2 separate regions of the Homo sapiens genome follow, and region 2 is linked to region 1. The links are chromatin loops, found by intact Hi-C in ENCODE. Cell type or tissue: mammary epithelial cell. All regions are shown on one strand.

Region 1 (8,000 bases):
AAAAATGATACTTTGCAAATTAAAGTATCAGAATTTGATATCAAAAAACACCTTGAAAGAATATCCAATTAACCAAAACAGCATGGTACTGGCACAAAAACAGACACATAGACCTATGGAACTAATAGAAAATAGAGTCCAGAAATAAGGCCGTAAACCTATAACTATCTGATCTTCGACAAACCTGACAAAAACAAGCAATAGGGAAAGATTCCCTATTCAATAAATGGTGCTGAGATAACTGGCTAGCCATGTGCAGAAGATTGAAACTGGGCTTCTTCCTTATGCTATACAAAAATCAACTCAAGATGGGTTAAAGATTTAAATGTAAAACCCAAAACTATAAAAACCCTGGAAGACAACCTAGGTAATACTATTCTGGACATAGGAATGGGCAAAGACTTCATGATGAAGATGCCAGAAGCAAACTCAAGAAAAGCAAAAATTGAAAAATGGGACCTAATTAAACTAAAAAGCTTACGCACAGCAAAAGAAACTATCAACAGAGTATACAGACAATCTACAGAACGGGAGGTTTTGCAAAATATGCATCTGACAAAGGTCTAATATCCAGTATCTATAAAGAACTTAAAAAAAATTTACAAGAAAAAAACAAACAACCTCATTAAAAAGTGGGCAAAGGACATGAACAGACACTTTTCAGAAGAAAACATACATGCAGCCAACAAGCATATGAAAAAAATCTCAATATTACTGATCATTAGAGACATGCAAATCAAAACCACAATGAGATGCCATCTCACACCAATTAGAATGATTATTACTAAAAAGTCAAAAAAGTAACCGATTCTGATGAGGTTGCAGAGAAAAGGGAACATTTATACACTCCTGGTGAGAATGTAAATTAGTTCAACCATTGTGGAAACCAGTGTGGCGATTCCTCACAGAACTAGAAAGAGAACTACCATTTGACCCATTACTGGCTGTATACCCAAAGGAATATAAATCATTCTACCATGAGGATACCTACACATGTATGTTCATTGCAGCACTATTCACAATAGCAAGGACATGAAACCAACCTAAATGCCCATCAAGGGCAAACTGGACAAAGAAAATATGGTACATATACACCATGGAATACTATGCAGCCATAAAAAGAACAAGGTCATGTCCTTTGGAGGGACATGGATGGAGCTGGAGGCCATTATCGTCAGCAAATGAACACAGGAACAGAAAATGAAATACTGCAAATTCTCACATATAAGTTGGAGCTAAATAATGAGAACACATGGCTACAAAGAGGGGAACAAAGCACACTGGGGCCTATTTGAGGGTGGAGGTTGGAAGGAGGGAGAGAATCAGAAAAAATAACTATTGGATACTAGGCTTAATACCTGGGTGATGAAATAATCTGTACTACAAACCCCCTGACACGAGTTTACCTATATAACAAACCAGCATATGCACCCCTAAGCCTAAAATAAAAGTTTAATTTTTAAAAATAAAAAGGAAAAAATATTTTGCCAAAATTAGCAAGAAGCATTTTTGCAGAGATCAATGCCAATTGGGGAATTAAGGTTTAAAAATATTTACATAAGTGCAAGTAGGAGAAGAGGAAACCCATCGGCAAGCAGTAATTTTCTTAGAACTATTAATTTGTAACAAATTGAAGCAATAACATCATGTGATGGAAGAATAACACAGTTCAAGTTCAAAGACGTGGGTTTGATTTCAGGCCCTCTCCCAGCTGTGACTTCCACAGCATCACATTCATCTGTGAAAGAAGAGAAATGCCCTGCTCAGAGGGAGTTAAATGAGACACAAATGCCCTTAGCACAATACTCATTTCTCAGAATTCCTAATGAGCAAATAAGGTAACGTGGCTTTCATAAACCTAAGAAACGCTAGCTGACTTAATGGAAGGAGAGTAGCTGGAATTTCACTTTATTTTAGTGAATGTTTAATGAGAACCTACCACATTTACTGAGAATACTCTGGTAGGACAACAAATCAAACAAATCAAAGAGAAAAGCCCTACTCTAAGAACACCAGAGAATGAGATGGTGGTGGATGGGTGTGTGCACTTCATTCTGTGAATCCTGGATTACAAGGACCACAAACCCCAATCTCCTGATGTGGTGACAGAGCCAGACAAGCAGTCTAAGGCCTAGGAAGGACTTTCTCTAGAATGAGACTCTGCACATGACAGATGGTGTCTTCCAGGAAACTTCAGGCCAAACTTCTCATGATCCCAGAAACCCATAACTCTAGTCACACATTAATTACTTTTTGTCTTCAGAGAAAGAAAAAAAAAAAAGAATGAGCAAATTTTGACCAGTGTCTGCTCTGAAATGAGTTTCACCAAGAACTATCTGTTGGAGCTTTCCAGGAAACAAACTTCATGTATTAAAACAAGTGGAATGTGTAATGTTTCCAAACTCCTAAAAGGAATCTCTCCCTCTCCATAAATTATGCCCAGCAGCTCTGTTAATGTCGCAACCGACAGAACCAGCCCCCAGGACCGGCCCCAAGTGAGATAAGGAAATTTGACCAGATTCACCAAACTCAATCATTTCTGCTCAAAAGAAACAGAAAGAAAAAAAATTCAGAATACCTTTCCATTTGAAGGAGCCTCCCAGAAGAGATTGGAACTTTCAGGGAATGCCCTCTCCCTTCCTCCTTAAGATTTGTGGCGCGGGGAGAATGAATCCACTGAGGACTGTGAAAAAATATTCATCTTCCAAGCAAAAGTCCTCTGAACTCTGCCTAATTGTTTACCACAGAAAATAAAGGGACAGAGGGCCGACTTTTGATTGCTCTCTCAATCTATTTGGGTCCTGACACTTTGGCCTCATTGCTAATTTTAAAAGAATAAAAATTTGGCCCAACACAAAGAAGGAAGTCATTGTTGATTTGAACATGTGCCTAAAACATAGGAACACAGCATGAAGTGGATGGGTGCTTCACAGGGCAGGTGGACAGGATGCAAACCCAGGACAGAAGGCTGGGCTAGATGGGCTCCAGTGTCCAGGAAGCCCCTGTGATTTGTGGTTTTAATTGGGTGATGCTGATATTAGAGAATAGAGCTCTGCAAGAAAAAGGAAATTCCCATGGGTGGGTGCCCATGGCAGGTTCTCTGCAGCCAGGGAAGAGGGCAGGAAAGAAAAATGAGATGGTATCCATGCATCTGCTGCATTTGCCTCCTTCTGCTCACTCCTGTCTCTGGTCTTTTGACAGAAATGCCCCAGCTCTGTGACTCTCATATAGCTCTTCATATGCAGATCATCATTCCAGTCTGACATCCATCTTCACCGATTCAGGGAGGCTTCCAGGGACCACCTGTCCTCATTGTTGTGTTCTATTTGCATGATAGAACTTTCTGGTCTCTTAACACTGACCTTCTTTTGTTTGCATATTTACTGTGTCATCCCCCACAGAACATTGGCTCCCTTGGAGCACGGGCTTTGAGCCCAAGTTTTTGGGACCATGCCTGTCATGCAGAAACCTCCTAAGTGAATAAAGGAAGAAATGAATGAATGAAGATTTCTGCAATTTTGCCAGGGCTTTAGCACCACTGAAGAGTATTCCCTGCATGCCACCAACAGCCTGGACTAAGAATCTGATGTGATTATTTGCAAACTGACTAAAGCTATGGTAGAGAAACCCAGGAAGAAAGATAAGAAAAGGATACTAGAAATAATATGGTGCTGCTAAAAACCTGACAATCTAGAAAAAACAAGTATCCAAAGTGTCACCTCCTAACCTAATGTTAATTCCTTGCCTAGGATCTGTAGATACATGTGCATTTATGGATATACTTAACCATCAAAGCAAATAATCTCATTACTTATTTGAAACGCAAGAATGCAACTTTTTAAATACTCCTCCCAATTACTTAACTGTCCAGCTGTTTAGGCGATCATAATGATTCATACTGACAAAGAGGTAGAGAAAGATACACAGAGTGCAAAAAAAGCACTACAGAACCATCTACACAAGACAATACCACATTACCACAGGAGCCTTCTCTGTGCACAGCCCTCCCATAATAGAACAGCAGTGACACCCAGTGGCCACTTGTTTCATCAGGCAGTGGTCATCAAAAACAGTTGAGCCCAAACCCAAAAAGTATCATAAAACTGAATTTGAAAGGGACCCCAGAAGTTAGCTAATCTGACCCTGGTCTTAAAACATTCCCAGGTAGCTGCTCCGATTACTCCTTCCACTGCTTCTTTCCCCTATTACTCGTTTCAATAACTAAAGATTTTAAACCAAAAATCTTCATTGTTTCTCTATAAGGCATCATGCGAGGTAGGGAAGAGACAATTTCAGCACTGCCCCCTGCTTTCCTTGGCTCTTGCATGTTTAATAAGCTGAATTTGACATTTTTCCTTGAAGATAAATACTAAGTGCCTTATTATAAGTAACTTGGTGACACTGTCATTTGAATTTTGGTTTCCCAGCTTCTAATCTCTTTTTAATTTAGATTAATTCTTCATTAGTCCACCCGTCAAGCTTGCAATAAGCCCCAATTAACCAGAATTGACATGATATTAAACGTGTGTTGGGGCCCAGTTGATGGTCAATTGCAACGTTCACTTACGAGTCAGCTCCACGGTTACTACTTCTGGAAGGTTCTCTGTACAGGAAGATAAAACCCCAACTAGAAGTGCTGAAAGCTGTCTCAGAAAATCTCCTGCTAAGGATCCAGGTGATATCTGCTGTGGAAAACATGAGATGTCCCCGTTCCCCTTTTCCACAGAGAAACCATACCCCATGTGGCCCGTATGTGTTACTCATCCCTTGGTTTGTTGCAGTAGCTCTTTGATTGTTTTATCACATTTTTCAGCTTGGAGATGACACAGCCTGCCATTACTCATTTGCGTTCACAGTGATTCACTACGGTAGCACATAGTCAGACTGTGCCCAGTCACTCTCCACTCAGAGGAAGTCATAGTTGATTCTTAAGATATTTTTAGCTGTTTTTGGTTTTGGGTATTTTAAGAATTTTGCAACACCTGCTGAATCAAGCCGAGACCCTTCCCAGGTGTCATGCATCAGGGCTGGAAATCAACAGAATAAATAATCACCAACTTTGTTCTAACTCCAAATAAAGAAAATATTATGGAATTAAAAACCCTAAGATTTTGGCATGGGACAATGACACCCTTTGGTTCCTTGCTTGTTCTCTTGTTTCCTTTCTGCCTCCAATTATATCATTTGTGCAGCAACCCACTACACTAGCCAAAGGAGAGGAAGGCAAGAAGGAAGAAAGGACAACACAGTGCCAGTGACTTCAGGCTAAGGCTCCTTCCATGAGCAAAACAGACAGACAAGAAACAGCACCACACCTTGGAGTGGGAAATATTTGCTTCTAGAATGCTATGGATAGTCTCATTCGAGATTTGGATGGAAGAGCGAAGCTCCTCAGTCAACTTGGTGATATTCTTCATCAAATCTTTTATTTTTACATCTGCAAAGTAAGGAAAATAAGAAATTTGTGTAATAAAGGTTTAGATCATTACTGACTGCGAAAACAAAATTTGATATTACAACCTGGCTAGGATAGTTTCTTTCACACCATTCAACCCATAAATCACTAAATAAAGTCATACCTTACTCCCCTGGGAATAACTTAAATAATTTATATGACAATAAACCAAAATGCCAGGTTCTGTGGTATTTTCTGGTTACTGGTCTACTCTCTCTAAGGCCTGTATGTTTTAAGAACATTTACTTTAGAAAGAGTTTCTTCTGGCTGGGTGTGGTGGCTCACACCTGTAATCCCAGCACTTTGGGAGGCCGAGGTGGGCAGATCAAAGGTCAGGAGTTCGAGACCAGCCTGACCAACATGGTGAAACCCTGTCTCTACTAAAAATACAAAAAAAAAAAAAAAAATAGCCGGGCATGGTGGCACATCCCTGTAATCCCAGCTACTCAGGAGGCTGAGGCAGGAGAATCGCTTGAACCCAGGAGGCGGAGGTTGCAGTGAGCCGAGATCACGCCACTGTACTCCAGCTGGGTGACAGAGTGAGACACAAAAAAAAAAAAAGAAAGAAAGAAAGAAAGAGCTTCTTCTTAGGGAGCAGTGACCAAGTGCTATAAGAAACTCACTTGTATACATGCATCTACTCATCTCACTTTTTTAAGAAGAGAGGGATCATTTAAGTATTTGCCAGAATTCTTCAGACATGGCATGTTAATGCTACAAGAAGCTTCATGAGTTGACAGAGTGAACAGCCAAGGAAACAGAGACACACAGACATCAATTGCTTGTCCGAGGAGGCAAGGCCAGAGCAAAATCCAGACCACAGAAGCTTCTCTTTGTTCCTCTGCTTCAACATGGTACCCTAGGATTTCAGGACTTTCTTTATAAATGCCAAATACATCATACCAGCCAAGTTGTAAATGATTATGTATCACATATAGCATAAATTTTCTGTTGTATGTTTTATTTTAATAATATATTTGCATGAGAAACTAAATTTAATTTTTAATCAAGCAAACTTGGAAAACCACATACTTACCCTCAGTTACTGTGAAATTGCTGAGAAAAGTCATGATGGGATTCCCTGATGACCAAGTTTCCTCGAGGCTTTTGGCCAACCTAAAATGGCAGAAAATTAAAGCTAAATTAGGCAAGCTAAAACATCAGAAACAGTGTTGGAATGAATAATACTGCCTCAGCTCCCAAGAGATGGACTGGATAACAAGATCACATTTCCATAAAGTTCCTGCAACAATTAGACCCACATGTCTCCCAATACCATCTGTATGTGAATATCCATTAATACTACCCACACTCCAGTATTTCTTTCTCAGAGCTCCTGCCAACCGAGATGAACCAGGGGAATGAGGATGCATAATAAATGGCTTTTCACAACTGTGAAGAGAATAGATAGGATAGATCATGGAACGTACGAGAAATTAGGATAGCCAGGGTCAGATGAACATCATTCTTTCAGTGAAAAAGTCACTTGCAGAATTTAAAGTTCCTTATTTCCCCTTCTGGTGCTTTACACTTTCAGAACACTAAGCAAAATTGATCAAACATGAAGGTAATTTGAAAAATATTTGCGACCGGGTGCGGTGGCTCAGCCTGTAATCCCAGCACTTTGGGAGGCCGAAGGGGGCGGATCATGAGGTCAGGAGATGGAGACCATCCTGGCTAACACGGTGAAACCCCATCTCTATTAAAATAAAAAAACAAAATTAGCCGGGCATGGTGGCGGGTGCCTGTAGTCCCAGCTACTCAGGAGGCTGAGGAGGGAGAATGGCGTGAACCCGGGAGGTGGAGCTTGCAGTGAGCCGAGATCGCGCCACTGCACTCCAGCCTGGGCAACAGAGCGAGACTCCATCTCAAAAAAAAAAAAAGAGAAAAGAAAAGAAAAATATTTGCTGTTCAAACAGAAATTTATTCATTTATTTATTTAATTTATGAGACAGGCCCTTTATCTGTCAGCCAGGCTGGAGTGCAGTAGCACAATCACTGCTCACTGCAGCCTTGAACTCCTGGGGTCAAGCAACCCTCCTGCCTCAGCCTCCTATGTGGTTGGGACCATAAATGCACAGCACCAAATCCTGCTAATTTTTTTGTTGTTGCTTTTATTTTTTAGAGACAGGGTCTTGCTATGTTGCCCAGGTTGGTCTCAAATTCCTAGCCTCAAGCGATTCTCCCACATCAGCCTCCCATTAGAGGGGATTACAGGCATTTGCCACCAAGCGTTGTGGATTACATTCTTATATCTAATATCTTTATCGCCAATAAAGTTAGCCTTCTGATTAATGCTGCTGTTACATTTTACCACTCAAAAATTGTCATGGAAAACTTTGATGTTTGGAAAATATATATTAATATGCACATTAAGAGTATATTATACAGACCACTGTCTGAAATTCACATTTTAAAGAGTCCTAGACATCCTCTCTATGAATGGAAGTACTGGGGAGGGCATGAAAGAATATCAGAGCATACATGTACAAGTGCTGCTGCACCGTCTCCAGCCTCGGCTGGCTTGTGCAGTCCTGGCCAGTGG
Region 2 (8,000 bases), 120 kb before region 1:
TACCAAATCTGGATTCTGTTCAATCATTAAAGCCTATAAAGGAGGCTGCATACAAAAGCTGAAGCCATGATTTGGTCCCAAAGGGACAGAGGTCGCATGAAGGCAAAGCCCACATCCGGGGCTTTGTTAAACCATGCAAATCCATTACCAGGAGGGTGCCTGCACATAAGAGGCACACCACGCAGGTAGGCCAGATCAGTTTGTTTGTGATGAAGGTAAAATAAGATGAATGATGGTCATTATTCTAACTGTATACATTGAGAAATTTTTTATATACTAAGTCAAGTCCTGAAGAAAAGATAAATGTGTCCCATAAACACACAGTTTTTTTTTTTCAAGCCAGGATAAAACTCAACGTTTTTTTTGCCTCTGACCTGTATTTACTTGCCCCCTCACTATACACTCACATCTCCTCACTAACTTCAGAACCTTGCTATACAACTTTTAAAACAAGGGATGTTGAATAAGGCTGGTGTCATTGTTCCTCCAGCAGAAATGCAGGAAGCCATTCTGTACTTACAGTAGCCAGACAGATGTCCTGTAGGCCTGTGGTTCTGCAGCTCTGACTCAGTCCCCAGGGCAATGTGAGATTTCTTGTTGGAATCTTGCAAAAGCATCAAAAACACCTTTCGGAGAAAAAAAAACGCCATGTATTATTTTATGTTTCTATACACATCGCATTTCTTTTCTTCTGCCTCAATTGCCTAATCCGGTTGTGACAACATATGCCAAACACACCCCATATATTTCATTTAGCCATCCATTTAATTGGCATAACTCTAAGACTACCTAGGTCTCAGCAAAACAGGCTACCCATAGGATGCAAAGATGAATGAAACTTGACTGTGAACTCCCAGACCCTCACGGGCTAGTGGAGGCTGGTCAAATGCATAGGCAGTGGTAGGCAGGGAGGGGACAGATAGCAACACAGTGTATCCAATTCAACTTAAGTTTGTGACTCACTGTACCAGCATCTTAGGAATTCAGAGGTGAATCAGACAATAAAATTGCAATGCTCAGTTTACTTACAGTAGATGGGATCTCATACATAAAAATCCCCATTAAATGTATGCTTTCCATGGGCTATGATATATGATGTCACTAAGGTAGTTAATCAAATAACTTGCTTGAAGTCATTTCTTGGTTAGTAGTGGAGGCAGAAGTCCAACCTCAGTTTATTCAAAGCCAAATACTATGACTAAAGTAGCAAAAATAAGGTGAGAAAGCAGAAGTGCAAGCAGACACAAAGGGAAATGAGGTGGGGTGGAGACATCGAGGGCCTTGAGCTGCACCTGGATCGCTGGCAGGGATTTATGGAGTGATGGAAAGAGAATCTCTAAAATAAACATTGGGCAATTCACGAGAAGCATACAAGTCAAGGAGACATCGCCCTGCAGCAGCACAGTCCTAACTGCTGGAGTTCCACTCTTGGCAAGATGTGGGCCGGCTCTGTCTGCAGGCATAGGACTGCACCACGCAGAGTGTTGGCTGCCTCGTTGTATTAATAAAACAGAGATGATGATCACAGTATTTAAAGTTCAGTAGATGATGGCTGTAAAGTGCCAGGCACAGACTCTGGAAGCATGCAGTAAGTCTTCTATTATTCATGTGGTTAGCCAAGGTTTCCTGAACGTTCTCTGTGGGCCATGCACAAAGCTAGGCACTGTGCATTGCCACTCTCTCCCTTAGCATCATCTGTGCAGGTGCTTCCATCACCCCTTCCTCTGCACGTATCCATAGAGATATTGGTCCCTGGCCCTGGCCCCTCTCCAAGTGACTCCTGCTGGGCCAGCGTCACTGTCCATCCAGCTGGTACCTCCCACCCAATGCCCTGGGTAGTGAAGTCCTATACCTGCATATACAGATCTCAGCCCACACTGAGCACCCTGCCTCACTTCTGATTTCTCTACACAACCTCACCATTCTGATTCCTCTAAACAAGCAAAAAGGGATTGACTGTCTCTAGATGTTCCTGAGGAGCCCCTAACCACAGGGAAAGATGGGGGAAGGCACCAGAAAGAAGAAGCCATGAGCAAGCAAGCCTTCAGGAGAGGCATGCAATATCTCCGCACGTGGTTAATTAGTTTGCATGGAATCCTACTGAGCAAAATCTGCATGAGTAGCACTAGTGAAAGGTCAGATGCAGCTACCTTCATGTGAAAGATAACACTTTGCTGATTCTCAGTAAGACTCCAAGGAAAAGCTGTAAACCTCACTACTATTGCAAATAATAATAAGAAGAAGAATGATTAATAACATTTCTGAGTGTGCGCCAGCCATGTGACCTTGAACACATTATTTTACCACTCTTTAACTTAGTTTCCTCACATGATAAATGGTAATAAATAAGAGGCCGGGCGCGGTGGCTCACGCCTGTAATCCCAGCACTTTGGGAGGCCGAGGCGGGCGGATCACGAGGTCAGGAGATCGAGACCATCCTGGCTAACACAGTGAAACCTCGTCTCTACTAAAAATACAAAAAATTAGCCGGGCGAGGTGGCGGGCGCCTGTAGTCCCAGCTACTCCGGAGGCTGAGGCAGGAGAATGGCGTGAACCCCAGGGGGCGGAGCCTGCAGTGAGCCGAGATTGCGCCACTGCACTCCAACCTGGGCGACAGCGAGACTCCATCTCGAAAAAATAAATAAATAAATAAATAAATAAGACATATTATAGGATTGTTGCAAGCAATAAATGCATTTATATATAAAGTTATAAAAACGATGCCTGGCATGTAGCATGCTGGCAATGTCTGGTCTCAACAGTAGCTAGATAAGGATGAGTAAGTGTAGTAGGGTGTATGTGCTATGTTTCATCATGTAATTCTCAGATCAATCTGATGAGATGAGTACTATTATCCTTGCTTAAGATGAGGGCACTGAGGCTTAGTGCAGTAAGTCTTCACCTAGTGCATTTATAGGGAATTAAATAGGAAACAATAGAAATAGTGAAAATCAAGAATTATTCATTGACTAAAGATTTTCCTTTATATCTTATTCTAAATGGAATTTTCATTTAATGGTCATATTTAACTATGATTATATGAAGCATACCTTGATAACTAAGGCATTATTGATAACAATATTCATCTGTCCTTTTTAAATTTTCCTTTTCTAGCCCCTCTCATAAAAGGCCATAGTTGTATGTGGCGGGGAGGAGGGTGTGTGTGTGTGAGTGTGTATGAACATGTGTGAATGTATATGCACATGTTTGAATGCACACATTTGTGGGCATGTGTGTGTTAGAGGAGGAAACAGAATAAGGACAGAGTTTTTGCCCTCAATAATCTCACAGATCAGCAGGAGATACAATCAATTATGGTACGGCACTAAGTATCTGGGTACAATGTGTCTGAAAATTCTGGAACTTTGCCTATGAACAGTGAAAGGCAAGCCTAAGACCATCAGAATGTTATGCGTGCCATCAAGTGGCAACTCACCTTAACTGCAGGCAGGCTGTCCGGGAGGCTCTGAGATTTTGACAAAATGTCAAAGTAGCCCAATTAACAGAGAGGGCAAATAAAGGTTACTCTTTTCAAAAGCAATATGACACTGATCACTGTAATCAAAGATTTGGAGTCTTGATGGCAGACTTTGCCTTTGTTATTTTGCATTATAATTCTCACACTGAATCACACAGACAGCAACTGTAAAACTCCCCTTGGCAAGTATTTCAGGTAACCCTAACATCCAGAATAGAACATTACCCAGGGATTTAATGAAAGAAAACTTACAAGAAGGCTCCTAACATTTCACTGAATTCTGGACATAGAATTTCCACATTACATCATTTTACAGTAAGTCCTCACTTAGCGTCATCAGTAAGTTGTTGTTCACAACTGCAACTTTCAGCAAAAGGACATACAGCAGGTCCTCAAATAATGTCATCTCATTCAACGCCATTTTGTTATAATGTTGATGAGGGAAAAAAAGTTGTTTTGCTTAAAGTCTTAGTTTCCAAGAACCCATCAACAATGTTAACTGAGTTCTCACTGTATTCCTTCTTATCTGATACATACTTTCCAGCAATATTTAAATCACTATTTATACCGAAAGGTGTTCTTCAAGTTTTTTAAAGTAATTCAAATAAAGAAACGTAAACTCTCTTTCATTTCAACAATTATGAGGAGATGCAAAATACTGCAAAAATATTCTTATTAAGAGTATAAAAGTCCTGATCAAAACATATAAACAATCTTCCAAAAGAGATAGAAATAAAGGTTAGGCAACTGCACAGGAAGTGAATGCAGGCTAAACATCTAATGTCCTGGCTACACTTTCCAATTTAAGAAGAATGCTGCGTTTGTGCATTTAGTATGGAATGACATTATTTATACATATGTCTTCCTCCTCTTTTGGTGGTATTTTCTATCATTGTAACTGAATATAGGCCATAAGCCAATTCAAATGGACCAAATAAGACCTACACCTTCCCACTTTCATACAAAAGAAGTAGAATATTCTTTTCAATCTTATCTAATGTTTTGAATTTCACTGAAATTACAAGCTTCTCAAGTCAAAGGACAATCAAGTTGGTCAAACTAGTCATTAATTTTTAGGTAAATTCATCACACAAAGTAAATAAGAATAAAATAAGACATGATGAAATTATGTCTAAAGGACACTAACTAGCATGAAAGTAATTTAAAATGTAACAAAAATATGCTTTAAAAGCAATGCCTATGGTGTATCCACTCTTTCTTTTCAAGGGACAGTAAATTCAAAAGTTTTGGGATTCTTCATTTGGGGATCTACATCTCCTTAATTTAAAAGAGCTTTGAGGTCTAGGCATTTATGACAGCCCAGTGTCATCTCTACACTGATTGTGCTATCAGTCCCTCAGCCATGAGTCCTATGCCCCATCCTTTTGGGTTCTCTGTTTAAAGGGTGTTGTCAAGCAGCATGAGACCCCAGATATGATCTACACTTAAAGTGTCAGTTTGATGGATTGTGTCCTGGAGATGGTCAGTGCAAGGTACTTTTTTGCTTAGATGCTAGAGAAATTTTTGAAGCTGACCAAATTTTTGTAAGACAAGGACAATGGAACCCAGCTGAGTGATGACTTGAGCAGAGGAAGAATTTCCAAACTTGACCTACATGTCACATAAGATGTACTCTTTCTGTTTCCCCAAAGTGATTGTTTTTTAAGGAAGCAGAAGATGAAAACACATGGACAACTTAGATGATACGAAACACTAGAGGTACTAGCAACTGCTCTCTAAATATGGGATCTTGGGCAGGGCTGTCCCCTGACATGCTAACACAATGCATGCAGCAAGATTTGTTATTTTACAGGAGCTTGTATGAATTTCCTATCACTGCTGTAACAAATTACCACAAATGTGGTGGCTTAAGACAATGTATTTAGTATCTTACAGTTCTGGGGGTCAGAAGCCTAATATGGGCCTTCCTGGGCTAAAATCAAGGGATAATATACTCCCTGGACTTTCCCAACTTCTAGTGGCTGCCAATATTGTTTGGCCAATGGCCCCAGCCTCCATCTTTAAAGCTCATCTCTCCAACTGCTGCCTCATCATAACATCACCTTCTTCCTCTCTGACCTTCCTCGATCCCCCTTTGATGTATCCTTTTGATTACATCAAGTCCACCCAGATAATTTGGGATATCTCCTGCCACAGTCCCATATGGGTAACACTTACAGGCTTCAGTGATAAGGACGTGGACGTCGCTGGGGGACCATTATCCAGCCTGTCCTAGAACTATCACACCATCAACACACCTTTGAAACAAGGGCTGTTGATTTGAGGTGTCCCTGGAGACTACAGAACAGGAGACGTTGGTAAGTAGAGTAGAAAATTTTGGAGTCCAACACAAAATGAAAAAAAATTCAATGTCTGATTTTGGTCAGCTCATTACCTTTTTGGTCTCTTGGTCTCTCAGTTTGCTTATTCGTACAAGGGGAAGATTAAAAGACATAAGTTATAAAAAGTCAATTCTAGTTCACACTCAGGCTCTGTGACATCCTATAACACCTTGTTATAAACAGAATGCAAAGAATGGGTCACAGCACTCCAGTCAAAGGGCTGATAGCACAGTCAGTGTTAACAAGACAGCAGGCTGTCTGCATAAATGCTTAGACCATGAGACTGTTCTAAGTTAAGAAGACCTTAGCCCCCAAATGAAGAATCCTCAAAATACTGAATGTATTGTTCTTTAGGAAAAAAGAAAAAAAAGAAAAAAACAACAACAAACAGGATGTCACATGAAAGAAAAAGGGAACAGGGTCTCTCAAAAAAGTACCTGCTTCCTTCTCTTCCTTCCTCCCTCTTTCTTCCTTCTTTCCTTTTTTCTTTTTTTTTTTTTTTTTTTTTTTTTTTTTGTAAGAAAGACACCAGATTAGGGTTTGGGGCCAACAGAAAGTGGCAGCTGAAGTGGGGCAGGTTCACACAAGACAGCATGTGAGCAGAGCAGCAAAGCAGTGTGGAGGCCTTGGAAGATGAGCTGCACACAGGAGGACTAAGGGAAAAGGTAGCATAAGAATGAGTAAGTCGAGTTTCTCATTATCAGTGAAGGGCGGTACAAATAAGGCAAGAGGAAACACTAAATGAATGCTGTGTAATTGGATTGGAATTAGAGATGTGGAGTTGAACTCCTAGTTTTGTATTTATAGGCAGAAAGAGAAGCAAAAATAGAGGTGGATCTTTTACTTTATCCATGAGGGAACCTCAGAGCAGCAACACCCCAATCACCATGAGCGTATTGAGCAGCCAGGATTTCTTGGAGAAATGGCTGATTCTAGAGCCAGGGCTGGGAAAGAATGGCAATCCTAGAACATCTTGTTTTGTCAGGAAGCAGGAAAATGCTCAAAGAATGGGAGGCATGAGTTAAAAGGCACAAAAACCAGCTTGAAGGACCTCCCACTGGCTCAACTTGGTATGACATGAGCCTCAAAGTAAATAATGACCCTACTGAATTGTAACTCATTGAGTAGAATAGAATGCTATGAGTGGTTCCTTATATAAATAGGTCAATGGGGTAAAGAGAGAGTTCTTTCTTACTGGACAATGCCAACTAAAACACATGGAAGGAATGATGGAATTAGAAAAATCGCCACTTGGCAAGTGCCATAGTAATAATTTTTAATTCTGGCAAGGAACATCAGAAGATGCAAAAACAGGTGGGTAAGAAAAGTGGAATTTACAGATTCTCAAAATATATCCTCAAAAAAAAAAAGAGAGAGAAAAGGAAATTAACTTAAGAGTGGGAAAGCCTGGCAGACACCACTTTCCACTTTACCTGGGAAAAAAGATCACCTCACTAGCCATGGGACAGATCAGCCTTGTGTAGCAGGCAGCCAGGAGCAGTGGGACACAGCATCACCCCTGGAATATGCCAACTAAAAATGCATAACCTGACCAATCACAGCAAAATAGGGCAAACCCATATTGAGGCTCATTGTGCAAAATACGTGGTCTGGACTCTTCAAAAATATTGAGGTCATGAAAGTCAAGGAAACTGAGGAATTCTTGCAGATTGACAGTGACTAAAGAGGCCTGCAACTGAGTGCAGCTCGTGATCCTGGACTGGATCCTTTTGCTCTTAGGGACATGAGGGGCACAATTGAAACTTAAATGGGCAAAGATTTTACAGCAATTCTTTTTTCTTAAAAATTGTTCTAAAAAAAAGTCAAAAAAAAAAAAAAAGATCAAGCCCTACATCTGAGGCCCAGGCTTTACCTCTTAATGCTGTGTAGGATGGGGCAGCTGAGTTCATGCACCCAAGGAACTAGCATCCAGAACCTCCTTGGCAAAGGTACAAAGGGAACCCACTAATCAGTATTTAGCAAGCTGGAAGGAAAGAAACTTCACATCTCAGGCAGGCTCACCAGCATTTCTAAAACATTACTAAAAACTTCAAAACTATTAAAAAATACACTGCAAAAATTTACTCTGTTTGCATTATGCCAGAAAGTTTTGTCTTGGCTTCAGAGATTGCCGAAAATATATTCCATATGCAAAGCCAAGTCTTCTAACTCTCTATGGT

Evidence for each region. Peaks named below come from ENCODE experiments on the same cell type or tissue, not always from the same donor. Only the 100,000 strongest peaks of a DNase experiment are listed, where the experiment ranks them.
Region 2: a loop joins it to region 1, with 14 times the contacts of the local background. A loop is called at or near these places in 3 of 110 quality-filtered maps.

What each region holds. Positions count from the first base shown.
Region 1 is chr7:48,295,803-48,303,802 of GRCh38, reverse strand. ABCA13 (ATP binding cassette subfamily A member 13) reads right to left here. Exons shown (of 62, transcript NM_152701.5): 21 at 7,940-8,000; 22 at 6,492-6,571; 23 at 5,316-5,437. Among named protein-coding and RNA genes, the nearest start is that of ABCA13, 130 kb to the right of the region's middle. RefSeq lists a silencer at 3,922-3,981 and an enhancer at 4,329-5,528. In mammary epithelial cell, a CTCF peak has its summit at 4,034 (motif pointing left); DNase peaks (open chromatin) are centred at 3,982 and 4,822; H3K27ac peaks cover 1,336 bases.
Region 2 is chr7:48,420,392-48,428,391 of GRCh38, reverse strand. It overlaps ABCA13 (ATP binding cassette subfamily A member 13), which reads right to left. Exons shown (of 62, transcript NM_152701.5): 42 at 521-626. Among named protein-coding and RNA genes, the nearest start is that of ABCA13, 250 kb to the right of the region's middle. In mammary epithelial cell, a CTCF peak has its summit at 3,431 (motif pointing left); DNase peaks (open chromatin) are centred at 481, 981 and 6,861; H3K27ac peaks cover 1,915 bases.